Linked DNA regions of Mus musculus: regions 1, 3, 4 and 5 are each linked to region 2. A link is a loop called in an ENCODE intact Hi-C map of the cell type or tissue named here. Cell type or tissue: left cerebral cortex. All regions are shown on one strand. Region 1 overlaps Frmpd2. Region 2 holds the start of Mapk8 (mitogen-activated protein kinase 8). Region 3 overlaps Frmpd2. Region 4 overlaps Arhgap22 (Rho GTPase activating protein 22). Region 5 has its middle 9.7 kb from the start of Ptpn20.

The links. Peaks named below come from ENCODE experiments on the same cell type or tissue, not always from the same donor. Only the 100,000 strongest peaks of a DNase experiment are listed, where the experiment ranks them.
Region 1: a loop joins it to region 2, with 4 times the contacts of the local background. A loop is called at or near these places in 5 of 42 quality-filtered maps.
Region 3: a loop joins it to region 2, with 6 times the contacts of the local background. A loop is called at or near these places in 5 of 42 quality-filtered maps.
Region 4: it touches region 2 in a loop (2.6-fold over the local background); 3 of 42 quality-filtered maps call a loop at or near these places.
Region 5: a loop joins it to region 2, with 4 times the contacts of the local background. A loop is called at or near these places in 2 of 42 quality-filtered maps.

Annotation. Positions count from the first base shown.
Region 1 is chr14:33,518,495-33,523,494 of GRCm38, reverse strand. It overlaps Frmpd2, which reads right to left. Exons shown (of 30, transcript XM_017316244.1): 14 at 481-666. Among named protein-coding and RNA genes, the nearest start is that of Frmpd2, 37 kb to the right of the region's middle. In left cerebral cortex, no CTCF peak of the experiment used is centred here; DNase peaks (open chromatin) are centred at 1,778 and 2,522; H3K27ac peaks cover 2,057 bases.
Region 2 is chr14:33,445,009-33,450,008 of GRCm38, reverse strand. Mapk8 (mitogen-activated protein kinase 8) reads left to right here and starts at 2,851. Exons shown (of 12, transcript NM_001310454.1): 1 at 2,851-2,994. In left cerebral cortex, a CTCF peak has its summit at 2,900; DNase peaks (open chromatin) are centred at 484, 2,745 and 3,259; H3K4me3 peaks cover 2,064 bases; H3K27ac peaks cover 1,396 bases.
Region 3 is chr14:33,529,054-33,534,053 of GRCm38, reverse strand. It overlaps Frmpd2, which reads right to left. Exons shown (of 30, transcript XM_017316244.1): 16 at 3,422-3,626. Among named protein-coding and RNA genes, the nearest start is that of Frmpd2, 48 kb to the right of the region's middle. In left cerebral cortex, a CTCF peak has its summit at 328 (motif pointing right); DNase peaks (open chromatin) are centred at 371, 757, 1,043 and 2,510; H3K27ac peaks cover 3,547 bases.
Region 4 is chr14:33,316,936-33,321,935 of GRCm38, reverse strand. All of the region lies in intron 4 of Arhgap22 (Rho GTPase activating protein 22), which reads right to left. Among named protein-coding and RNA genes, the nearest start is that of Gm41130, 87 kb to the right of the region's middle. In left cerebral cortex, CTCF peaks have their summits at 2,098 and 2,297 (motif pointing right); DNase peaks (open chromatin) are centred at 1,640 and 2,265; H3K4me3 peaks cover 1,217 bases.
Region 5 is chr14:33,577,069-33,582,068 of GRCm38, reverse strand. No RefSeq gene overlaps it. Among named protein-coding and RNA genes, the nearest start is that of Ptpn20, 9.7 kb to the left of the region's middle. In left cerebral cortex, a CTCF peak has its summit at 2,212 (motif pointing right); DNase peaks (open chromatin) are centred at 1,940 and 2,113.

The sequences.
Region 1 (5,000 bases), 73 kb before region 2:
ATTTCAGTGGCCATCCAACACCGTCTGCCAGGGTACCTACAGTCCGTCTGAGACACACCAGGCACCTGAGTACTGTGTGCAAAGGAGGCACAAATCCCCAGGGCAGGTGCTTCACAACCTTGCAGACTCCTGTTAACCTCACTTCATTTTTTCCTTCAGATCCCAGTTGTCCCTGCTTTGGGCACAGATGGACTCCCCTGAGTTAGGGAGAGCGCATGGAGAAAAATATAGCACTTGAGGCTATAGGTCATTTATAGAGACTAAAAGCAAGACAGCAAGGGGTAGCATGAGGGAAAAATAAAGGCTTCCTGGGGATCGCCCAACCCCCATCTGCTTAAGTATTTGATCCTCCCAAATATATCCGTGTACCAGAACACAGGTTGTATGTGAATACATCAAGAGAAATTTATCTAGCACTTAAAATGGTCACAGATCAAGAGAAAGGGAGGCATGGGTGGCTATCATCTAAGCTTCACTCACATGAGTTGAAATCATCCCAGTTTCTCTCCATGGAAACTGGGATGTTGCGATTCTGCGGCTGCCTCTCACTTCATAGACAATGATGCCTTTGGTGCAGACCCCCAAGGCCATTTTCCCTTCTGGCCTCTTCTTCTCTGGGGAAACACGGTGAACCAGGACTCCATATTCTGGAAGTTGCTGAACAATCTGGAGGGAAGAAAAGGCCAATTTAGGACCTGTGAAGTCGCCAGTTCAAAATGATGACCCTTGACCCCTTGTGTGAAAAAGGTCCATCATTGCTAATCAAGGTGAAGAGGGATTCGGCTAGACAATTCTTTCTTACTCTGGAATATAGCTACACCATGGATATGATGACATTTTTTCCTTCTTTTTTTCTCTTTGAACCTAAAGAACTCTTCATTTGCGGAATCCCAGGAAGAGCATCTGAGACACATATCTTTAATATAGGACACTAGGATATAAAGATGGTGAAGAGGTGTTTCTTAGGATTCAGACTCTTTTGGAACATCCCCAAGTCAAAATATGGATGCGGCCATATGTATGTGGTTCGATTTAAGAACAATAGCTTCAATTTCTTTGTACTACACATATCAGAACAATTTACTGCTAGTGGGTAGGATGTTCCAGCTTTTACTTTAGTAAGCTTAGAGAAAAATCAGAAATACATTCTCCTATATCTGAGAGACAAATCATTCAATTGATCCAAGTAGTGAGTCTAAATTCCTTGGAGGCAGGAATGGGGATCTGAATAGAAGAGTCTGCTTGATTCCAAGAATTCACTCTCAACAACTAAAACTCAGAGCATCCCTAAAGACTAGGAACATAGATAAATACACATAATGTTTTCTAGGACATCTTCAATCTGTTAAAAGTAAAACACTGTACCTGTCTCCTGTCTCCCACGGTGCCCTTCCTCAACCCTTCTACCATGGTCCCCTGCTCCCCCAGCAGCAGAGAACAAAGTGAGATTGGAACCAAGCCATCCTAACTGTCCCTTGCTGTCCTGCCACCTCCCCGGCACTGAAGAACAAAGCACATGCAGCACCTGGGGATGCATCCATTACTCATTAGACGCTGAGTAGAAAAACCACAGGATGTAACCAATGTGATTCCAACATTGTTTCTACATAAAACATCCCAATCCCAATGCCTAGCCCAGTGGGGACAGTTCAAGCACTCAGGACGCCTGGAAAACAGTGGGCTAACCTTGAACAGGTTGTTCAGGGATTCACACACTCCCACAGCTGTGGATCTGCCAGACTGAGGGTGGTGTTAAACAGTGCCCACACTGGGCTGCTGCCAAGTCTGCTGCCAGTGGGAGGAAATGAATTGGCGGAGTACAGCATCCGTGAACCAAGCCTCAGGCAGCCACCTGAGAATAATTTCCTCTTTTTTAGGAAGAGAAGAGCCTAGAGGAGCTATAATTAACTATCTAGTGACTCTCTGTGGCTCAGCAGCCATGTGTTAGGCTCTGTGGCTCTGGGGTACTGCTGGTATTGACATCCTGGTTAGAGGGACAAGAAATACCTAGGAGGGGTACAAGATGCCTCCACAGTATGTAGCCTCAGTGGTTAAACTGAGCACTGCCAACACTGGTGTGACCCCACATATGAGATTCTGCCCCTAATAAATGAAACAGAAATACAGCCAATGATAGGTACAGAAAAAATACTAATTTCAGTATTGCATATTGGAATTATTTATAAGGCATGGAATATAGTGCTGAGGGAGAATATGTGTTGACTCAAAGTACATTTTCAATTCTTTTGCAATGCAGGGTTATATGAATACATAGAAGTACTTAAGTAATATATGCCGATTTTAAATGCATATATACATATAAAAATACATATAGAAGTGTGACTATATCGAAATGCAAGTGTGTTCATTCTCTGAGGTGTCGTGACAGGGAAATGCTTTCTTCACATTTGGGAGAACACTGACAAACTCAAACTGTGATACGGATGCTTCACATGGGTGCAAAGCTAATTGTTTTCAACACTCTGTATGGAGAACAGGCAGCCTATGAGTTAGTCACTATGTCAGGCCACCAAAGGAAAGAGTAGGAGCCAGAGTGTGTCTCAACATGAATGAACATTGCATGCAAATGATCGAAATCTGCCCAATGTTTTTTGTGAAGCTAGGAAGAAAAAAAAAACCCTTCAGCCTTAGGCTTGTAAGATGGTAGCTATTTTTACAGTCACTTTTCATGGATCTGTCTACAAGTGGAGGGAGAATGAGACCGAGCCCTCACATGAAGCTCAGTCCTGAACAGGCTGCAAGCACATTCACCCCACAGTAGTGACCTGCAGGGTGAAGTCCTTGATCTCAGCTCAGTTCTCCAGCTCATGGCTGCTCATCATCTGAAGACTTTGAGGTCTCCATGTGTTCCTCACCAAGGGAATGTTCTTGACAGGGAACATGTATGAGGCTGGACTAGGGGGTTTAGGGAGTGTTTCTGGTGGGACTTAGACGCTGCCCCCCGTATTAGGTGTTGGACTCATCTTCCTAGGTGACTGGCCAAAAAGAAAAGGCAAAACCCTGCTTTTCCAGTGTTTATCTCAATCACTTCTCTTCTTAAAGGCAAAAACAAACAAACAAACAAACAAACAAACACATGGAGAGAATATTTTGCCCTAAGTTAGAAGGCTTAGATACAGACACATGTACACACCCTGGCATGTCCTTTTGAAAGACTATTCCCCAAATCTGAAGGTCTAGCTACATAAACCTTTTTTAGAGGATCCTCCCCATTCATATGCCCAATGCTCATGTTCCTGCAAAGAGGCTACTCCTGTCTCATCTCACTGCTCACTGGCATTGGTCCTAGTCTCTCTGATCATCTATCACACTGTGCCTACCCCAGATACACAGTTGTCATCCCAAGACCTGGGACCCACCAGTGATAGGAACACGGGGGGCTTGTCTCCATGCCCCACAGCACCTGGCCAGCAGTGATGGGAGACAGTGGAGGGAGCAAAGCGGTCATGGTCCTGGTATTCTCCAGTGTGTGAGACAGATGTGCTATGGCTTTAAGGTGAGGAGAGAGGAGGAAACAGAAGGGAGCTACACCCAATACGGCTGTGCTGACAGGGGCCCAGAAGGCTGCACACAAGGAATCTCCCGACAGCTCTGCCCAGCTCCTAGCCTCATTCTCTACCTCAGCCATCCTCTTTCTCATCTGTGAGGTCTCCCTGTCCACAGGGAAGTGCCATGAATGCCCCTCTAAGGTCAAAGCTAGGCCTCATGACACCCAGCTACACCAATAGATCCTATCCCTTTGAGGGGTAATTTCTTTTTCTTTTTTAATTAGGTATTTTCCTCATTTATATTTCCAATGCTATCCCAAAAGTACCCCATACCCTCCCCCCCCCTTCCTTACCACCCACTCCCACTTTTTGGCCTTGGCATTCCCCTGTACTGGGGCATATTAAGTTTGCAAGTCCAATGGGCCTCTCTTTCCAGTGATGGCCGACTAGGAAATCTTTTGATACACATTCAGCTAGAGTCAAGAACTCCGGGGTACTGGTTAGTTCATAACGTTGTTCCACCCATAGGGTTGCAGATCCCTTCAGCTCCTTGGTTATTTTCTCTAGCTCCTCCATTGGGGGCCCTGTGATCCATCCAATAGCTGACTGTGAGCATCCACTTAATGTGTTTGCTAGGCCCCAGCGTGGTCTCACAAGAGACAGCTATATCAGGGCCTTTCAGCAAAATCTTGCTAGTGTATGCAATGGTGTCAGCGTTTGGAGGCTGATTATGGGATGGATCCCTGGATATGGCAATCTCTAGATGGTCCATCCTTTTGTCTCAGCTCCAAACGTTGTCTCTGTAACTTCTTCCATGGGTATTTTGTTCCCAATTCTAAGAAAGGGCAAAGTGTCCACACTTTGGTCTTTGTTCTTCTTGAGTTTCTTGTGTTTTGCAAATTGTAACTTATATCTTGGGTATTCTAAGTTTCTGGGCTAATATCCACTTATCAGTGAGTACATATTATTTGAGTTCTTTTGTGATTGTGTTACCTCACTCAGGATGATGCCCTCCAGGTCCAACCATTTGCCTAGGAATTTCATAAATTCATTCTTTTTAATAGCTGAGTAGTACTCCATTGTGCAAATGTACCACATTTTTTGTATCCATTCCTCTGTTGAGGGGCATCTGGGTTCTTTCCAGCTTCTGGCTATTATAAATAAGGCTGCTATGAACATAGTGGAGCATGTTTCTTTCTTACTAGTTGGAACATCTTCTGGATATATGACCAGGAGAGGTATTGCGGGATTCTCTAATAGTACCATTTCCAATTTTCTGAGGAACCGCCGGACTGATTTCCAGAGTGGTTGCACAAGCTTGCAATCCCACCAACAATGGAGGAGTGTTCCTCTTTCTCCACATCCTCGCCAGCATCTGCTGTCACCTGAATTCTTGATCTTAGCCATTCTGAATGGTGTGAGATGGAATCTCAGGGTTGTTTTGATTTGCATTTCCCTGATGATTAAGGATGCTGAACATTTTTTCAGATG
Region 2 (5,000 bases):
GAGGCAGGTGGATTTCTGAGTTTGAGGCCAGCCTGGTCTACAGAGTGAGTTCCAGGACAGCCAGGCCTACACAGAGAAACCCTGTCTCGTAAAAAAACAAAACAAAACAAAACAAAACAACCAAAAAAAAAAAACAAAAACAAAAAAAGAGAAATACATAACTGAGTATCATTCATCTTGGTTATCCTACTGTATTAGAGAACAATTTGTCTTCTCACCTCTGCTCTCCTGAAGGCTCTGTGTCTTTTCATTAGCATCAGAGGGCCTCCGGGATCATCTCTGAGTTGGGGAGGTGAGGCAAATCCTGTTCTATTACAGGGCCCTGGCAATGAGACAGTAGGCACATGTATCATACCTGCTTGCTGAGGGCCTCAAAATCCTGCCTCCCACAGACAAGGGTTCTTTAACTGGGTGTTAGAAGCTCCTGTCACTTACTGGCACCATAAAGAACAGTTTCAAAACCAACCTCTAATTGAGGTACTTTTGGCAAAAGCTAGAAATTCATAGGCATCCTTCTGCCAAGGGTTATTGATAGAATGCATGCTTGCCCATCTGGTAGGAATTGCAGTTTGGCATCTCAAGGATAAGGAGAGATTTGCCAATGGAACAGACAGGGGAAGCCATAACAGTGGGTCTTCCCTAAAGTCATCCGAAGGAAAAGGCCAGGAAGAGGGTAGAGTGGTAATTTTATGGGGGAGGGGGGAGAGTGTTCTGCCCCACTCTATCCCATATAGCTCCTGAGTAAGCAACACAGAAACATCAGACTTTATTAACAAACTGCTGGCACTGTGCAGGACAGGTTCTGAGCTTTTCCAACCCCCACCGTTAGGATATTAATAATAAGGTAAATGCCCTGTCACCTGCCATCTGAGTCTGGTTCTGCTCCATGTCTGTCCTCAGCTTCTCTTGGCCATGTGCTCATGGTCCATCCTGACTCATGGCGACCTCCTTCTTCCCTCTCCTCTGTCCTCCTCTTGGTCTCTACTTGAGATCCACTCACTCTCTCTGAAGTCCTGCCTTCCTCTGTCCCCTGCCCAGACACAAGCTCTAGCCTTTTATTCACCAATCAGAGATTACTGGGGAGCATTCTTGACAGCACAATGCCCACTTTCAGACTGCAGCCTGATCTTGGGGTGCAGAACTCAGCATCTGAATACACAGTGCACAAGACCAACCCCAACAAAAGGGTGCTGTCTTTGCCACCACAGGGGATCTATACATGTCCTGCAGTACCTTTGACCTATGAACTATAAGTAGAAACATACTCTGGAAGAGAAGAAAGTTTTTAGTAAGAATTGTAGAGGGAGAAGAGGCCCACCTTGAGAGATCAAGAAAAGCATTCTGTGATAAGAGGTTTGTTTGTTTGTTTTTTGTCAAGATGTCAGTACAATCATGCTCTCCACTGCTGAAGACATACCAGGGCCTTCCCATTACACCTGTAATAAAAACACCTCCAACACAGGATTTTGTTTTTATCAGTCTTCTCATTTTGCAATGTCTTCTTTGGTGTCCCAATAGAGCTGGCCTGTCTTCAGTTTTCCCAGTCTACCCCGTTCTGGAACTCCTTGTTCGCACATCAAGTTAACTCGGACATAATCCCTGGTCAAACCTGTTCTCAAATTAGGAGGCAGCTCCTTAGAGAAGGCTTTCCTGGCCTTATTAATACATTGGTTCCTTTCATAGTTGGATGTGTCCTTAATTTGCATTTTAGTGTCGATTTGATTTGGTGTATAGTTTATTATCTTGATACCACAAGAATTCTCTATAAGTTCTACTTATTGCTAGTGCTAGTACACTGCCTTTAAGAGAATAGGCAAGCAATAAAATATTTACTGGAGAAATAAGAAATTAAAATTAAAAAATTGCTGAGAGATAAAATGGGGGGAGAATAAATGAATGAGTGCTCACATTTGCTTCATGATAGCATCCCTGGAGAAAGACCATTTTAACATGTAATGGGAACAGTCTACCTGAATTTACTCAATACATATTTGTATATTTTGGAAATCACAGTATACTACACAGGTGTAAGAGAGACTGCCCTTTATTTCCTACTGTCAAAGCAATTGTCATACTTTTTTTCCAAGTTTAATATACTGTGCATGTAATATATTTTATATAAACGTAGAATCATTCTATATGTATGTGTTGCTTCTTTCTCTTAGTGATATTCTCCGTTGTTGGCGAGAATGCCTTTGAACTCTTTAAAGTGCTAAATATATTTTGCCTCATGAATGATAGTGATTTAAATACCTTTCCATCCATTGTCGAGGCTCGTCAGTTTATCCGTGAATAGTTAATATTTGCGAGAGCCGCAAGGACTTGCAGGTAAATCAGGTAAGGCAAAAAATCTGGAGCAGGAGGGTTTGGGGGGTAAAAGGAGGTAACTTCTTCCAGGGAGCTAGAGAACATCTACTCCTTGGTGGGTGGTAGGCCCTTGAAGAGTATCTGTCAAACCAGGACTCTCCGTGGTTCAGGTGTGTGCCCTGGCACGCGTGCCTGACCTTCAAACACTAACCCCTCCTCCCCGCGAGGCTAGCAACCATGCAGGCTTAAGCTATGACTGGTGTTTCGCCGCCACGCGCCGCCACGTGCCATCGCAGACCCGCCCCCTGCTGCTCCCGGCCCCGCCCCTCACACGCGGCCGCCCAGACGCTGCTCGCGGCCCCGCCCTCAGGGGAAAACCTCCGCTACTGCAGCCCGCCCCCCAGTGTAGCCACGCCCAAGTCGCGGGGCCACGCCCTCGTAATCCGGGCCCCCGGGGCTGGCCCGCCCCTAGGCCGCTCGCCGGCGCGGAGGCGGGGCCCTGCGCGATGACGTGGGCGGGCGTGCGCGTTGACGGCCCGCGTCTCTGTTAGTCAGCGGAGCGGCCGAGGCCGGACGTTGCGGCCGAAACGCGGAGCCGCGAACAGGATTGAGTAGCGGCCGCGGCCACCGCAGGACGGCGCCGTTCTCCGCTACGGGCTTCCAGGTCGCCGTTGGCTGCACTGCCGGGTGAGTGCGCGGGCGCCGCGGCTCGGGCGGCCGCCGCTTTTCCCCGGCCGTGACCCCCTCCCGGGAACGCGCGCGGGGCGGGGGCGGCGCGGGAACAATAGCGCGGGCGGCGGGGGCAGCGGGGGGCGTGGTCCACTCCGCGCGACCTGGCTTCACCGCTCCGGCCGGCTTCCACGTCGCGCGGGGGGAAATGGAGCGGGTGGGCGGCAAGTTCGGAGGTGCTCCCGCGGAGGTCGGGCCGACGCGACCGTGCATACGTCTCCCGCACCCACGGGGAGCGTGTTTTGACTGTGGGCGGTTTCTTTGTGCGGACGTGAGTGCCGCGACGCCGAGAAGAGCCGGGTGGCCGCGAGCGCGCCGGCCTGCGGGCCGCGCCTTGAGAGGGGCGCCTGCCGCTGACCTTTTGACTTTCCCCCGCCGCTGTCCCTTTGTCTTGCGCTTGGGTTCCTAGTCCAGACAAGGTAGAACCAAGTCCATTGTAAAGTACCGTAAGGAACGCATTACATTGTTATTCCCGAAAGTTTCCCATCCCACCGGGAATTTAATATCATGTTGACTGCACAGTGTCCGGTAGTTTCTATTTTTACTTCTGAAATTAAGTGATCTTTTCAGTAGAATTCTGGTCTGCCGGTCTATTGTGTTTTGAGATCAGCTTCCACCAAGTACCTGGTCAGTTAGAACATGTTTATTTCATTCATTCATTTGGCAACAGTTAGTGCTGTATCCAGGTGGAGAAGATGTGAAGGCCAAGAGAAAGACCCTTAAAAATTAGGGTAGTATGGAACAGAATAGATGTGCCTTTAAATGAGACGATTATGTAAGGGATGTATGTTAAGTAAGGTATTTGGCTCATTTGACTGGAACTTCCAAGGATAGTGTTAGGAAGAATATCCAGGTTTGGCTTAAATATACTACCTTTATTCTTAAATCCCACCCCCCCCTTGTCAATTTTCGTATCATTGGTAATGGTTACTTCAGTTCTCTTATTGAGGCTGTTAAACTTGGAAGGTTTACTTCTGTGTCTGACGAAGTAATCAAAATGGTACTTAGAGGCCTATTTTGCATCATTTCCCCATCACCAAGCATGGAAGTCATACTCATTGGGTTGATTGAAAGACTTTTATAGACAAAAATTTAAAATAAAGCCTTAAATTCTCCACGAAGTTTCAGATGTGTCACATACCACTCTCAGTTGGCTAGATCATAAATTAATAGAGGATGTTACCTGTTAAAGACCACCAAAGGGTTTGGAATCACTTTTTCACTTCTAGGTTAACTATTCCTGATTTTTTTCTATATAGTTAATAAAATAGAGGATTATGGCTTGTGTGTATAGTCATAAAAAGTTGAGTAGCCATACTTAAAAGTCAGAGATGCTCCAAACTCTCCAAATGAAACACTTACAGTGTCTTGTAGATAAAGGGGATTTACTTGGTACTCTGTCATCAAAGTTGAGAACTTTGTCCACTTCTAGTATTTTAGGTAAGAGCTTTCTCTAGTCATGTATGAATACACCCAGACACAACAGTGATGTTTCATTAAGAATCTAGCATGATTGCATTTATCTCCCTTAAAAAAACTTATGACGGTGGGTGTGCCTGCATGATGTTTTTGTGGGGTGGGGTCACACATGCCACTGTGTGCATGTGAAAGCCTAAGAGCAACTGTGTGGGCTTCATTCTCTTCTTCCACCTTTCTGTGGGGTCTGGACATGGAACTGGGTTCCCCTGCTTCCAGGAACCTTTACCCAGTGAGCCATATTTATCTTTTTGTGACTATTATTTCACAAGGGTTTCGATGATTTAAGTTTGAAAATCAACATGTAAATGTATCTTACAAATATTTCTAGTAGTTCAGCGCTGCTTAATTTCTTTAGAGGTGCTTACTAGAAAGGTTAAATCTTAACTTGTATTTAACCAACTCACAAAGCATATGGGTTTAAAAATCCAAGTTTTGGTGCATTTCCACTATTTGAAAAGTATCTTTTCAGTATGAAAGTAGTTCAG
Region 3 (5,000 bases), 84 kb before region 2:
CTGTTCACAGTAGTAAAACCCTAAGAAAAACTGACACCAATATGTGGGTGCTCGGATCTTGGGAACAGCCAGCAGCAGGCCTCCAGCGCAGCCAACCACCAAAGTAGTGCTATCTAGCCTGTCCCTGATATCCTTACCACACTGGTTACATACCTGGACATCAGGAAGGGATTCTGGTGCAGGCAGCTGCCCATGGACCCTCTCTGGGTCCCCAATTCTGGGAGGCAGACCAAAGCAACTCTTTCCAAGTTGGGAGGAGCCTCATTCCCCTTGACTCTGGCCTTGCAGAAAATGCAACCCAATTTGACCAAAACCCACTAGGGGTCAGCCCTAAACCAGCAAAGAACCAAGGGTGTATGAGTCAGAGATGGGCCAGCCCTTTGGGAATTTGGAGGGCATCAGTCTTCCAAAACCAAGTACACAGGGAGAGACACTGGCAGTCGAACAGGCTCAAGAAAAGGAAAAATCCCAGAACCCAAGGAGGACCAGAGTGAGGCCTGGGAATGCAGTGGTGCCCTTTGAAGAACAGCAAGGGCTTGCTTATCTGGCCTGGGTTTCTGTGGCTCCTGTAATCTGGCCCATCCAGGAAACCGTCTCTCAATTGTTAAAAATCCACCAAAACTTACTGTTGGTCTCAGAAGGACAATGGTATAAGTCAGCTATTACATGAGGAGTCACATTCACAGACAGAAAGTAGATAGTGGGTGCTAAGAACTGGGTAGCAGGTTAGGCTCGGGTGGGAGGGAGTGCTGACGAAAAGTGGTTTCTACATGGGCAGATGAGGAGTCCCCAGAAGGGTGGTGAGGCCCAACAGCAATGTAAATGTATCCAATGTCACTGCCTTAGAAACAACCAAATAGAAAGCATAAAATGGTTATGATTTTATGCCTTGTGTATTTTACCTCAAGAGTGTTTTTTTTTTCCTTCTTCTTCTTCTTATTAAAATGCCAACCTCTCAAAATCCATTTACTGAAAACTTCCACATTCTGGCTTCAGAGCTGAGGATACAACTGGCGCATTGCTATTCTTGGGAGTCTCTGAGCTTAGAGCAGACGGATGAGAGCGTGTGCTTCTCAGGACGGGCACACACAGGGAGAGGCTGTCTTAGATGGAGCCAGTGCAGCCGCAGAGAAGCCAGCCCTTTGCCAGGCAGTCAGGAAAAGGCTTCAGAGAAGTGACCAGAGGCAAGTGGACAGCATCTCTGTACTCAGAAGCTCTGTGTAAATAACTTCTATGAATGGCATGGGTGATGAGGGTCCCCTTAGGGTCAATGCCACAGGCTGCCAGTCATTCCCACTCTGACTGTAGCCTGCATACCATCAGCAAGACCCGCTCTTTCCCACAAGATCTGGCCTGCCATTTCTGCCTATCTGTGGGCACCAGGAGGCATGGACCATGTCTTTGCTGCAAATACTGAATCCACAGCACCTACCCAGGACAGGACAGGCATGTAGTAGATTCTAAAGAAACCACTCCAGTTGGACTGACAGGACAAGGGACAATATACTCCTAAGGACATGCTTCTACCTAAATCACACACCTTATAGTTTCCAACATTTCCCATATTCACATCACCAGGCAGTAACCAAGCTTCCAGTATATGAACCTTTTTGGAAGGCACTTTATATCCAAACATGAGCAGAGACCTTTAGAGGAATGAGGTAGTAGAACCCCACTTCCTTTCTCTCGCTATCCTTTCTCCCCTACCCACCATAAATGAATAAGCTTCTTTTACCACATACATACTCCTGTCATGGCATGCAACTGGTCCCAAATCAGTAAGGTCAGTTGACTATGGACTGAAAACTGTGAACCAGTATTGACCTTACCTCCTTTTAAGTTTATTTGCCTGAAGGGATTTTGTTATAGCAACCGAGAGCCAGCACTCTGGCTTTCTTCTGCATTTTCTGTTTTTCTTTACATTTTAATAAATATATGGTAAAAGATGGCGCCAAACCCACTGACACTCACACATTGAAATGAGGCCCATTTCTATTCCCTTTGATCTATATGAGCCCAGGAATGATGGCAGAAGTGAGGGTGTGCTGGCTCTGGAATACGTGGTATGGCCACTGGCAAGCTTTTAGGTCCTCAGAGCTCAGAGCAGCAGCGCAGACCCTCAATGGAGCCACTGTGTGGAAAGGGCCTGAGGCTGCAAAGGAGGCTGAGGGTTCCAGCATGGAGTATCCTAATCCCCTCCATACAGGGGCCACCCTCCGAAGACCATCATGCCCTCAATAGTACACAAAGCGGAGATCTGCCTCCTTTCCTAAGCCATGAAGCTGTGAAGCAGGATAATAGGATGGCCGCCAGTCTGCTTCGCTATTCCTGGGGCACTTTGTCATGGAGACTCACAGTGAGGTTTGCTTCCTCCATATGGATTGACGTTTGCACTGCATAGAGAGGTGTGTCTGCATCGGCAGAATTGGTCAATAATTCCTAAGCATTACTTTAAGGTGTCTGTGTATATGTGTATATTTTAGTTCAAATGAATCATCTGTTTCCTCCTGCTAAAGCAGATGTATACCTCATCTCCCTCCAAAGCAGATCCTGCCACCCCCTCCACAGTAAGCAGCCTGGAAATCTGTGCTATTTATGTAATTGACTTGTAAGCGTGATCCAAGTTCTAGGCTATTTTTAAATGTATGGATCATTGTTTTACATTGGAACCCTGCATTAGGAGCTCTCTGCATTCACATTTGAATTTGGATGACGAGCTGTGGGGCTAGAGAGGTGCGGCAGGTCAGGGGTCAAGTATGATCTCCCGCACAGGCTGCTGTGTTTGCATCCTAGCCCTTGAGTTTCCCCTTCTGGAAAATGGGGGAAAATAATACAAACAACTTCACAGCATTGTATGGGTTAAGTCAGCTGGGGAACAGATGCCCAGAGCAGTACCTGGCTTATGTTTTTTTGTTTTTGTTTTTGTTTTCTTTTGTTTTTTCGAGACAGGGTTTCTCTGTATAGCCCTGGCTGTCCTGGAACTCACTTTGTAGACCAGGCTGGCCTCAAACTCAGAAATCTGCCTGCCTCTGCCTCCCAAGTGCTGGGATTAAAGGTGTGTGCCACCACACCCAGCTGTACCTGGCTTATGATAACTCATGGCTTATAATAACTCATGGCTTATGATAGCCCAGCAGTGCATTACTGGCATTTGCTAATTTTACCTTCTTCAGCTTCCTGTCACCAGTAGTTCTCTCTCTACAAGAAGGTCTGAACAGAAGAATATGAGAGTAGCATCCAGCCCTAGGGCAGTCAGCTTAAACAGTGGCCTATGGGCCATCTTTGGATCTCGTTAATAGCAACCCGGTGAACATCCATGTTCTTAGGCATTAAAGTCCACAGACTTTAAAGCTCCAGGTACAGCTGGGCCCACTGCACCACATGCCTGGTGGTCTGGGCTCTGAAGAAAGATGAAGCCTACCTGCTTCCGATTCTCTCCTTCCCAGGCTCCTTGAAACCTTGCTTGTTCTCCATGGATGTGCCCAGTTGGCCTCCTGTGGCATCCTGCAACCTGGGTACACACAACTCATTTTCTGAGCAGGACAGTTTCTGAATCCAAGTGATAGGGTTGGCCTGTGTCTGGTGTGCAGAACTCAAGCTGGCTATTTGTGCAAACTTATCCTGACCTGAATTGGGGGGAAAAGACAGTCATACACATGAGATTACGTTGGCTTCACTCGTTGCTCTTGATACAGTAACACACTCCTGACCATGATTAGTCAGTCTCTCTCTCTCTCTCTCTCTCTCTCTCTCTCTCTCTCTCTCTCTCTCTCTCCCAGCTCTTTTTCTGCACTGAGAGACTTAAAAACTGTCCCCTGCTAACTTGGGGAGTTATTGTGCCTAGCCCCCAAATAAAAGTTCTTCTAATAAGTACTTGCTAATAAAAGATGCTTTGGAAACGTAGGAAGAGAGATGAGATGGTCTCTGAGCGGATAGACTGGGAGCCAGGAACCAGTTCTAACTTGTGCAACTCGAAGCTCCAGCAGGGCCTAGACAAAATTAGCTGTCCCAGCTCATTCTGCATTTATCCTCACAGGCCTGCCCTTGCAAACAGTCCTGTAACAAAGCACCAGGCATCCCAGATCAGGCTCTCCCTGTGTAATACAATCTTTGATATCAACGTAGCTTACTTTGCCCCAGAAGTCAGAGTCTCCTGCCAGATCCTATAAGAACACATTAGAAGTGCTGGCCCTTGGCCTTGCAGTGGTGGTGCACGCCTTTAATCCCAGCACTTGGGAGGCAGAGGCAGGTAGATTTCTGAGTTCGGGTCCAGCCTGGTCTACAGAATGAGTTCCAGCCAGAGCTACACAGAAAAACCCTGTCTCGAAAAACCAAGAAAGAAAGAAAGAAAGAAAGAAAGAAAGAAAGAAAGAAAGAAAGAAAGAAAGAAAGAAGGAAGGAAGGAAGTGCTGGCCCTCAGCTTCAATCCTTTCTCCCTTCTCAGAAGGCTTAAGAAACGACTCTGGCAAGACACTGAAAATGAGGCTGTGGTCATGAGGAATACCACACTCCACTATTTGTATTACTTAGACAAAAATGAGACTTCACTAAAAGATCTCTTAGTTTAACAAGGCCTTGGTCAAAACTGCATCTTTCTGTTGCCAAGAATGTCCCAAAGACATTGGCATTCTGAGAGGGCAGTGTCTGTCCACTGCCACGGTGCACTGGGAAATTCACAAGATAACTGTGATGTCAGGAATGCAGCTGATGAACATCTGATTTTGTCTGGATGTTGAAGGGCTCAAGCCCAGGTTAGTTACAGCATCCCAAACACCCAAGAAGCATCCTGAACTAAGGGGAAAGTCACTGGGGTGAGACCCTGGGCAGCAGAAGAGTAGTCCTGTAAGCAAAGGCTCAGAGAAAGACCAAGCACACCCCAAAGCTCAAGACCCGCCCGCAAAGAGGGCTGATTAAAGACTTCAAGCCCACTCCAGGTAGCATTGAAACTGATGTCTGGCATCTGGGGGCCGGGGAGAATTCTCAGTCTTGCAAGCACCAGG
Region 4 (5,000 bases), 130 kb after region 2:
CACCAGATGGGCCACACGCATTCACATGTGTTAAACGAGTCAAGAGTTTGTAAAAACATTTGGAGATTTTTTTTTACATTAAGAAGCCGAGTCCTGCAGGCCATGGTGGCTCCCGCCTTTAATCCCAGCACTTGGGAGGCAGAAGCAGGCGCATCTCTGTGAGTCAGAGGGCAGCCTGGTCCACAGTGCAAGTTCCAAGGCAGTCAGAGCTACATAGTGAGGTTCTGTCTCAAGAAAAGGAGGGGGAGGGGGGGAGGAGGAAGAGGAAGAGGAGGAGGAGGAGGAAGAAGAGGAGGAAGGGGAAGAGGAGGAGAGGAGGAGGAAGAGGAGGAGGTGGAGGAAGAGGAGGAGGTGGAGGAAGAAAAGTAGAAGCCTTTCTGGAGCCATGGACTCTCTCTAGCTGCATGGATTTCCTCCTCCTGCTGGGCACTTCCTGGCTGCCCACCCTGGCATCCCATAACACTAAACGCAACCAGCCCCATTTATTTCCAGGGGCAGAAGGACCTTTGTGAAAGCATTCTCACTGGGTTCCTGCTTCCAGCTCCGGCTCATCCCTGGTGGTGGAGACCAGTAGGATGACACTGCCAGGCCAGGCTGCTCCTCACTGGGGTGGGCATAGCCAAGGATGGGGGGGTGGGGGCTCTATTGTTCTAGATAAGCCTTACAAGCAGGAGGTGCCCCCAGGGCTCCTTCTAGGGTGCTCACTGAACACATGACTTGCCCTAAGCAAGTCTTTGCAGATCTACCCTTGCCCCTGAGACTCACACAAGCCTTGTTTACTGAGAAGGGGTCAGAAAAGACCAAAGAGACCTACCTAGGCCCCGCCCCCACAAAATCCTTGCCTTTGGACTCTGACCTGCCCGCAGAAAGCAAGCTGCAAGCCCCTCCCCTGGAATCCCATTGTTGCCCTGGCTAAGTTGGCTCTCTGCCCGGGCCCCCAAGCATGAAGCCCCACAAGCCACATTCTTTCATTTTTCTTTTTAAAATCAAATGCTAAGGAAAACGGTTGCAGTGGGACAGCCGTAACAGCGCAATCTAGACATTTCCATTTGGTTCTGGCTGCAGGTCTGGGTCCCGGGTCCTGTCTAAACTCCTGCGGTCAAGTCGGTTCTGTCATGTTGTGGGCCACCCCAAGCCCTTCCTGGAAGAAACCTGGACTTCTGCGGAGTAAGAATCACCCGAGCAAGAGTCCTTCACACTGTTTGACGGGTCCTATACTTTGCAGATGAACAGGACTTATTCTAAGAGCGACAACCAAGCCTTCCTTTCTCCCTTCCTTTATGAGTTCAGAGGTTCACATAGGGCATTCCTGAAACTTTCAGTTCTCAGGTCTTTAGGCGATTACTACAGGCAGGAAGGGTGTTAGGGTTGGGCAAGTTTGGGAAGTGAAATAAAGGGATGTGCCCCTTGACCAGAAGGGCTCCTTTCGGCGCGGCAAGGGTTAAGTCAGACGGCTCTGGCCACAGCCTAGGGAGGCCGGACCTCGGGCAGCCGCTGGTGTCCCGAGCGTTCAGCTCTGGGCCCTCTCCAAGCCGGCTACATTCCAGAAGCAGCTCCGCTCGCAGGTTCCGCTGCGACTTTGGAAAAGTCTGAGTCAGGCCCCCTTAGTCCAAGTCTGTGACAGAGGCGGATGAGGAGAATGAATGGCCCGCCCCCTCCGGGCGGTAAAGCCGCACAGGCGTCGCAGGCGCTGGCCCGGTTGTCCCCGTCGGGAACCGGTCTGCTACTGCCGTGCTCCTCGGACCCCTCAGCCCTGTGCCTCGGTGGACTTGATGGACCTGCCGCTCATGCCCACCGACTGCCCCGGATCCCCACTCTGCGCTGTTCCGCGCGTACCCTTGGCTCTCTCCCCGCGTCCCGGAGTTAGGGGGAGGCCCCGGCGAGAGTTAGAGCCCGGGAGCTGCGGCAAAGCCGGGCAGGTGCGGGCAGCAGCAGGACGTGGGGACCCGGGCGGGGGTTGTGCCTGCGGCTGCAGCGCGGCGCACGTGCGCGCCCGGAGTTACCTTTGGGCGCTCGCAGGTGTCCTCTCCAGTCCTTGCAGCAACACAGCCCCATGGCACCGCCGCTCCCGGGCCGCTCGCCTCCGCTCCCCGCCCCCGCCGACACCCCTGGAGCGGCGCGGCTGGCGCGCACTAGCCCGCTGGGCTCGTGGAGCGCACCGGGACTCCGTTCCCTCCCTGGTCCTCGCGAACGCGCAGATCACGCCGCGCGCCGCTTTTATGCTCGGCCGGGACGGCGCCCTCCCCACGGCCCGTTACTCTCCTCCGGCGCCGAGCCCAGCGCACCCAGCGGCCGCCAGGGGGCGCTGAGTCAATCACTACATTCTTCCTAGTCCGCTTCAGAGCCCACCAAGGGCGGCGCGACCACCGAAGCCAGATCGCTGGGCGCAAGAGGATGAAGTGTCCTTGCGCGACAAGGATGGCTCCTCCCCCTCCAGCATCCTTTAAACAGTCACCTCAGCCTTCTGCTAGACGGAAAGGGGGTGTGGTCTAAAGCCACCTGGCTCTTTTTCTCAGCCCACCTGAACTGTGTCACAAGAAAAAAAAAGTTTGCACTGGGTAGATGGTTGATCCTACTGGGACTGTTTCTCCCTGTGAAAGATCACTTGGCTCAATGTAAAAGTTGCACACAAATACACACACACAGAGAGAGAGAGAGAGAGAGAGAGAGAGAGAGAGAGAGAGAGAGAGAGAGAGGGAGAGGGAGAGGGAGAGGGAGAGGGAGAGGGAGAGGGAGAGAGAGAGAGAGAGAGAATAAATATATTTTTCCCTATTAAAAATACTAATACCCTGGGACCCAGCAACTCCATTCCCTAGTTTGTGCCCCACAAGAATTCTTGTCCACATGGCTAGGGAAACTATGTATAGGGGCCATTCATTGCAGCCTTGCTGGCAACTGTTTAACACTAGAGCCAGCAAAATGTTTCTCAGTAAAGGAATTTTCTAATGCATGGTGATAAAGTGGAGCATGGTAGTTGGGGTGGATCTACTGAGAGGGGCTTGATGTGCCCAGGTAAAACACCACCAGGTGTTCTAGACACTTGGGAGGTGGAAATCCAGGCTTGCTTCTTTTTGGGATGGGGGGGGGGGGGTGAAAAAAGGGGTGGATTTTAAGAGGCTTGTTTCCTACCAGGAAGGTGTATTCATGTGCTGTGTAACACGCAAGTGAGACTAATCATATTCTCTCATGTGTTTGCTTGGCACAGGTTCATTATGTTTTCTGCTTACTTTTGTGTGGTGTTGGGGATGGACTCATAAGCCCAGCCCCCAACCCCCTGCCAAGAGTGCTCAGTTGTTGTTTCTTCTTGCAGACCCCACTAGCATCTGCCACTGCCTGGCTCTGATGCAGGGCTGTGGCCTTAGGCTAGCCTGGGACCTCTCCTTTCATCTCCCAGCACAGAGTTGTTCAGGGAGGGTTGTGTGGTACAGTGTGCTGGGAGACCAAAGCTGTCCAGTGTGGGCAGAAGAGCTAAGCAGACAGGGAGGATTGCTGACTGGGGCAAGCCAGGAAAAGGTTTTCCCAAGTCTTCATTCAAAAGGGAGATTAACAGCAGCAGGCAGATCTCTGCCTCCCTCTCTTTGACTCCCTAGAAAACCTGGATGGGGCTTTGGGAGAGTCTCAGGGTGTCCGCAGCAGATCCAGAAAGAATGTTTTTACTCAGAACTTGGAAGGAGCTTACAAAGAGAGCACCAGAGAAAAGCCAGCCAGCCCTGACTTCTTGTTGCTGCCAAGTCACTTATACAGTTAGCACTAGGCAAGATCACTTCGTCACAGACAGCTTAATGAGGCCCCAGGAATTCCAGGCTGGAGCTCCCAGCATTCAGGGAGAGCATCCGAGGGGGAGCAAGCCCCTGGGGGAGTTGTTCAACAGCCAAGTCCTACATTTGGGAAGCAGGATTTAAAAGAAAACATCATAGTGGCCATTGGAGGTCTCTTGTTTATCTTTCTAAGAGGAAGTGGCAAAGCCGCATCGTTCGAATGAGCCTATAACTGAGAGTCGGCGTCCCAGTTGAACCGTTCAAATATATTTTGGGACACTCTACTTTTCAAAGTGGTTTTAAATACTAGCTCCTAGGCAGTTGGGCAGACAAATAGGAAGTCAGGAGCTTCTATCATTTCTGCCTTTGGTTTCAAACCCTTTAATTCCTGGTTATATATTGTGGTTTTTATAGTTTTCCTGTTGTATGATATCCTTGAGTGAAAAGGAAAATAGCATTCAGTAGATACTTCCTACTATGTGCAATTCACAGATGTTAATATTTGTTAACTATAAAACAACCCCACTAGGCACCTGCTATAGTATTCCATTTACAGAAGAAAAAAGAATTGAAATTTGAGAAGGTGAAGAGACTTGCAGACTTGCTTATAGTCAGGGAGTTGAGAAAGAGGTGACCAGCCAAGCAGGTGGATGAATGGATGTGTGAAAAGGTTGGTGGAGGAAGAGTAATGGATGGATTAGTGGGTTAATGGTCAGATAGGTGTGTGGATAGGTGGGGGTAGATTAACGGATAAGCAGATGGACATGCAGATAGGTGAATTAATGGATAGCTGATTGAATAGATGAGTGAGAGGGTGGCTGGATGGATGGAAAAATAATTGAATAGAAGGTTGGGTGGGTAGAGCCTGACTATTGGCTAGAAGAATAAGTGGGGAGGTAAATGGATGAATTAATAGGTGGATGGATGGCTAAAGGGATGTGAATGGAAGTGAACAGATGAATGTATGTTGGTCAATGGTTAGTTAAAAAGATGGACGGATGGACAGATGGATGGGTGGATGGTATTTCCTAAATTTGGCCCAGGGTCTTAGGCTACAATGGAAAAATATTATATACTAAGCACAGAATTTGGTTTAAAATACAGTTTCCTAAACATAGCTTTGCACCCCAAATTGTGTGTGATCCTAAACTCTCTGGAAATGAGCCAGTATCAGGACCATTTAAATTGGTAGGGCTCTAGACTCAATCCTCTCTGGGCTGGGGGTGCGGAGGGGGCCCCCAT
Region 5 (5,000 bases), 130 kb before region 2:
ATGGTTCATTGTCCCACAAAGGTCCCATTTAGAGCTAAGCACTCCAAAGTTACTTATTCTCTGCATGTGACCAGTTGTGGTCTCTGTATTTATTGCCATTTAATGAGGAATGAGAGATACACTAATCTATGGCTCTAAAGATAAAAACTTATGGATCCGTTGATCACTATGTGTTTGGTCCAATTTGGCCTTGGTTTGGGCCTTGAGGACAAACCTGAGCCTGGCTGGATTTTCAAGACCTGTTATTCACTTGAGAATGACTCAGCACGACCTACTGCCCTGAATGAGACTGCCTCCGCCTAACTACCACTGATGTATCAATTTCTTATAGGCCCCATGATATCACCCTACACCCCTCATCATCTCACTCCACCCCATATGTCATCTCACCCCATACTTCTATCCCCACCTCCTTGCACTGTCTATATAAGAAAATTGCTGCCACATTAAAGCGAGTTCCTGCTTTGACAAGACTCCCGACCTGGTGTGTTTCTTTTGGGCCATCAATATTTGCCATCCCGCTCAGCCCAGAACAGGCCGGGTTAGACCAGGTTCTCTCCTCTCACCTGGACCTGCCTGCAAAGAGCCGACAACTATGTCCATTCAGCAGAACAATAGAACTAAATTAGATATAAGGAAAGAAACCTAATTGGATTTAAAGTCTGTATCACACAATGAAACCTATGCCTGGGCCAAATTTCCATAGCTGGCATAGTTCTTCTTCATAGTCTCCAAGGCCCATGCTTAAGCTCAAGGTCAGAGCTTTCCAGAGCTTAGAGCCTAGAAAAGCAGGTAATAAAAAGCAAGAAATACTGACACAAACCTAAGGATGGTAATAAACACCTTTAATACCAGCATTCAGGAATTCTATGCAGAAGGATCAAGAGTTTGTAGCCAAGTTGGGGAAGAGATTCGCTGATAAAGTACATGCTGTAAAAGTATGAGGACCTGGGTTCAGATCCCCAGAAGGGAAGTGAAAAGCTGGACACAGTGGCACATGTTTAAAATACTAACACTAGGGGTGGGTGTGGAACTGGCAGGTCCCTAAAGCTCATAGTGAAACTCCTGATCTTGAATAAATAAACAAACAAATGAATGAATCAACAAAAATGAGTGAATGAATAAATACATGAATAAATATGGAACATGAGCTAACACCTTCTTCTACCTTCTATACATGTCCACATACATGTGGGGACATCTACATTAATAATTACATACAACATATATCATACACACACATCACAAAACACACACGCACACACGTGCGCGCACACACACACACACACACAGTGTGGGAAAGAATGTGTCTTAGGGTTTTACTGCCGTGAACAGACAACATGACCAAGGCAACTCTTATAAAGGACAACATTTTAATTGGGACTGGCTTACAGTTTCAGTCCATTATCATCAAGGTGAGAATGTGGCAACATCCAGGCGGACCTGGTACAGGAGGGAGCTGAGAGTTCTATATCTTCATCTCAAAGCCACTAGGAGAAGACTGGCTTCCAGGCAGCTAGGATGAGGGTCTTAGAGCCCACACCTACCATGACACACTTCCACCAACAAAGCCACATCTACTAATAGTATCGTTCCCTAGGCCAAACATATTCAAACCACCACAGTGTTTGTGTGTGTGTGTGTGTGTGTGTGTGTGTGTGTGTGTGAGAGAGAGAGAGAGAGAGAGAGAGAGAGAGAGAGAGAGAGAGAGAAAATGAGACTGCGACTCAGGCAGGCTAGGCTACAGAGTGAATCCCAGACCAGTGTGGGAGCCTGTCATAGGAGAAGAAATGGGAAAATAGAAATAGTGACACAGAAACAGAATAATCCCCTGAGTGACATTTACCATCCACAGCACCCCTGGTGCGAGCCTCTGCTTGGCTGCTCAGTTTATTTTGGGATGGAATTCTTCACAGCCAGAACTAAATATGAGATGATGAGAACCATGAGCTTAAAAGAAGCTGTGTGGCCTCTCTGTGTGCTGCTTTCTTCCTGCCCGGCTTTGAGACACTTGCCATAAAAGACTCTATAAAAATAAATTGAGCGAAGTCTAATTTCAATAAAAGTCCCAGCAGAGACTGAAAACCATTTTATTTAAAGAACAGGAGGACATGCACTTCCCTCGCCTTGGATTCCTGGATGCCTAGTCCCTGAGCCTGGCAGATGGCAGATACCCCATGAATATAAAATGATGGTTCCACTAGGTGGCGACTAACCCATCTACAGCTTCAATGTACCCATTTCTCTGCAAGTGGAAGCTCAAGGAAGGAAACTGTGGGCTTTGCCTGGAGATTGCCACATGAGGGCCTGCCACAAACTCTTGCATATCCACATCCAGTTCTACATATTAACTATAAAATAATGGTACACCACAAAGCTAAATGCACACTGCCAGGTTCTAATAGACACGCTGGACTCAGGGCTTTTGGTCCTATGAGTTACTACTTGGTCAGAGCCAAGCCTTGTGCTTTATAGAGGGAATTCAGATGTTGCCAATTTATTGTCTAGTATTATTTAAACTTAACAGAGTGCAACTTCTTTGTGTTATTCTCCAGTGTCATTCAAACTTGCCCTAGTGTCTTTTTTCCCCCACTGGGCTCTTGCCTGTAACATTTCGGGCTGGTCCACAATGTACCCAGAACAGTCCCATTTCAGCATAAGGCTCACTCTGGCTTACTAATTGCTAGGCCCCATTCTGTATTCCTACCTGTGGGTAAGGGAGCTCTGTAGTCTTGGCCTTTCTCCCTCCTTTCTCCTTAGACACATGCCCTACCCACCAGACTCAGGTTCTGGCACCTCTGCAGTTGTTCAGCAGGTCATTGAGTTGAGTAAAAGATACTCATTGGTTTCTCAGGTATCACCCTGCAGGAAATCACATCTAACTTTATTGCACATGGCCTCCACCCGCTGTGGTAATCACTCACCATGAGGTCTCCAGCAGCCACTGCAGGGCAGAGCTCCTAGATATTTGGCTCAGAAGCTCAGTCATATAGTCCCAAAGACCTGGGTTCTCTCCATCTTCCTGCTCTGGCCTTCATAACACTGATTTCGTTTGGCTGACTCTTAACATTAGTTCTACTCTTCAGGTCCTGGGAAGGCCATCAGAATTTACCCAGTGGGGTGCATAAATAACTACTTGTAAATTGCTTCTATAGATTTCATAGAGGAATGTTTCTAAAACACCCACTCCTCCAAATACCTATATGTCCCCTGAATTAAATACAGTGGTTCATTCTATCACCACCAAGAGGCATTTCTCCGAGGGCCGCCAGCCAAGCATATCCAACAGGAAAAAGAATGTCATGATGCTGAAAAGACCATTCATAGTCTATTCTATCCCTAGTCAGAGCACACTGGCATAGAGAGTAGAAGCAGAAAGAATTTGGAGCCTGTTGATCTTGAACAACTTCTTACCAAAAAGGAGGGTCAAGGGTCAGTCAGCCACAGGTGAGTCTAAAATAAGCAGAGGATTACAGCATCCATCATTCCCGCTCCTGCTCCTCCGATGGCCCTCAGTTGTGCCTACTTAACCTCACATCCAGGCTCCTACTGTTGCTCTACAGTTGATCAGTGTGTGCAGCACATCTATCTCTAGATTCCTTTCTACACAGTCTCTGGTAGACAAAACCATGGCTCTTGTTTCTTTGAGGCCTTAGTAATCACATTCTCTGCAAAAGAGTACAACACAACCTCACCTCTATGATACTCTGCATCTTGGGAAATCTCAAATCCTAAGTGTGTAGAACCAAACCTATCACCAAATAGATTATTCTTCAATAGTCCCTGCGTTAGTCAGCTTTCTGTTACTGTAGCAAAATATCTAAGACTATCTGCTTCAAAAAGAGGAAAGGTTTATTTAGACTCTCACTTTGGGAGGTTTCAGTCCATTATCATTTGGTCTGACTGTATTTGGGCCTGTCTTCCTTTTGCCAATTGTTTCTCTAGTGCATAAAGCCGATTACTCTCTCCAATATGAATTCTCTAACAAACAGCAACTGAGAATCCAAGCTTCTTCACTCATAATCCGCCCCACCCATTGGCTCCTCCTCTACCTCAACTTTCCACTGCCCCATGCCCTATAACACATGACTCTCCTCATTCAAGGTTCACCCCTCTGGTTAGGGTAGACAACTTCTTTTAAGTTTAAAATGTACCTGTTGTTTATATGATGGTTTGTGTACCATCATTCTGGCACCAAAGCTGTGGATATAATACTATTTCATGTGTTCGTATTTCATCTCCTCCATAGCAAGCAGGATCCCCATAGATATCCATACCCACATTCATCATCTCCTTAGCCTATGTACTGAGTGCTCAAAAAAATATATGTCAAGATGAAACAGATACTGGTTTTCCAATATTCTTTTGGTTCCTTTTATCTCCATGATTGCATTCTGCAACAGGCCTCATGTAATAAAGAGAAAGAATTGCTTTAGATAATTTTAATTTGTGAAAAACTGCTACAAGTACCACAGTATTATGTAGACAGACTGGTGAGCAGTCATAGGCAACGCAGATGCAGTCAGTCGATGCAGCTGACTGGCTTTGCCCTTGGGCTATATAGATCTGTAGTTTTCTTCGGGACCCATTCAGACAGAATAGGGGGACAGCCATGGAGTAGTTCAAGTAGAGTTTGGAATTTCCTCACTTCGTTTAATTAAACCTTTTTGTTTTGAAATAAACAACACAGAGGATCCTCTCTGCCCAGTTTGCCCAAATGGTAGCATCTTGCAAAACTGTGATACAATACCACAATGGTGGATGGGTTGTAACCCATCCATCCTGATCAGGTCCTCTCTGATTTTTTTTACTCATGTGTGCTAAATGCCATATAATTTTCTCCTCACAGAGATGCACACAATCACTATAATACCACAGCCAATATTACAGGGTAGTTCCATCATTGTGGGGATGATCCCCTGTTGCCATCTCTCAACACACGCCTTCCCACTCTCCTCTCTATCCTCCTTAACTTCCATCTCCCTTTTCTAGAATGTTGT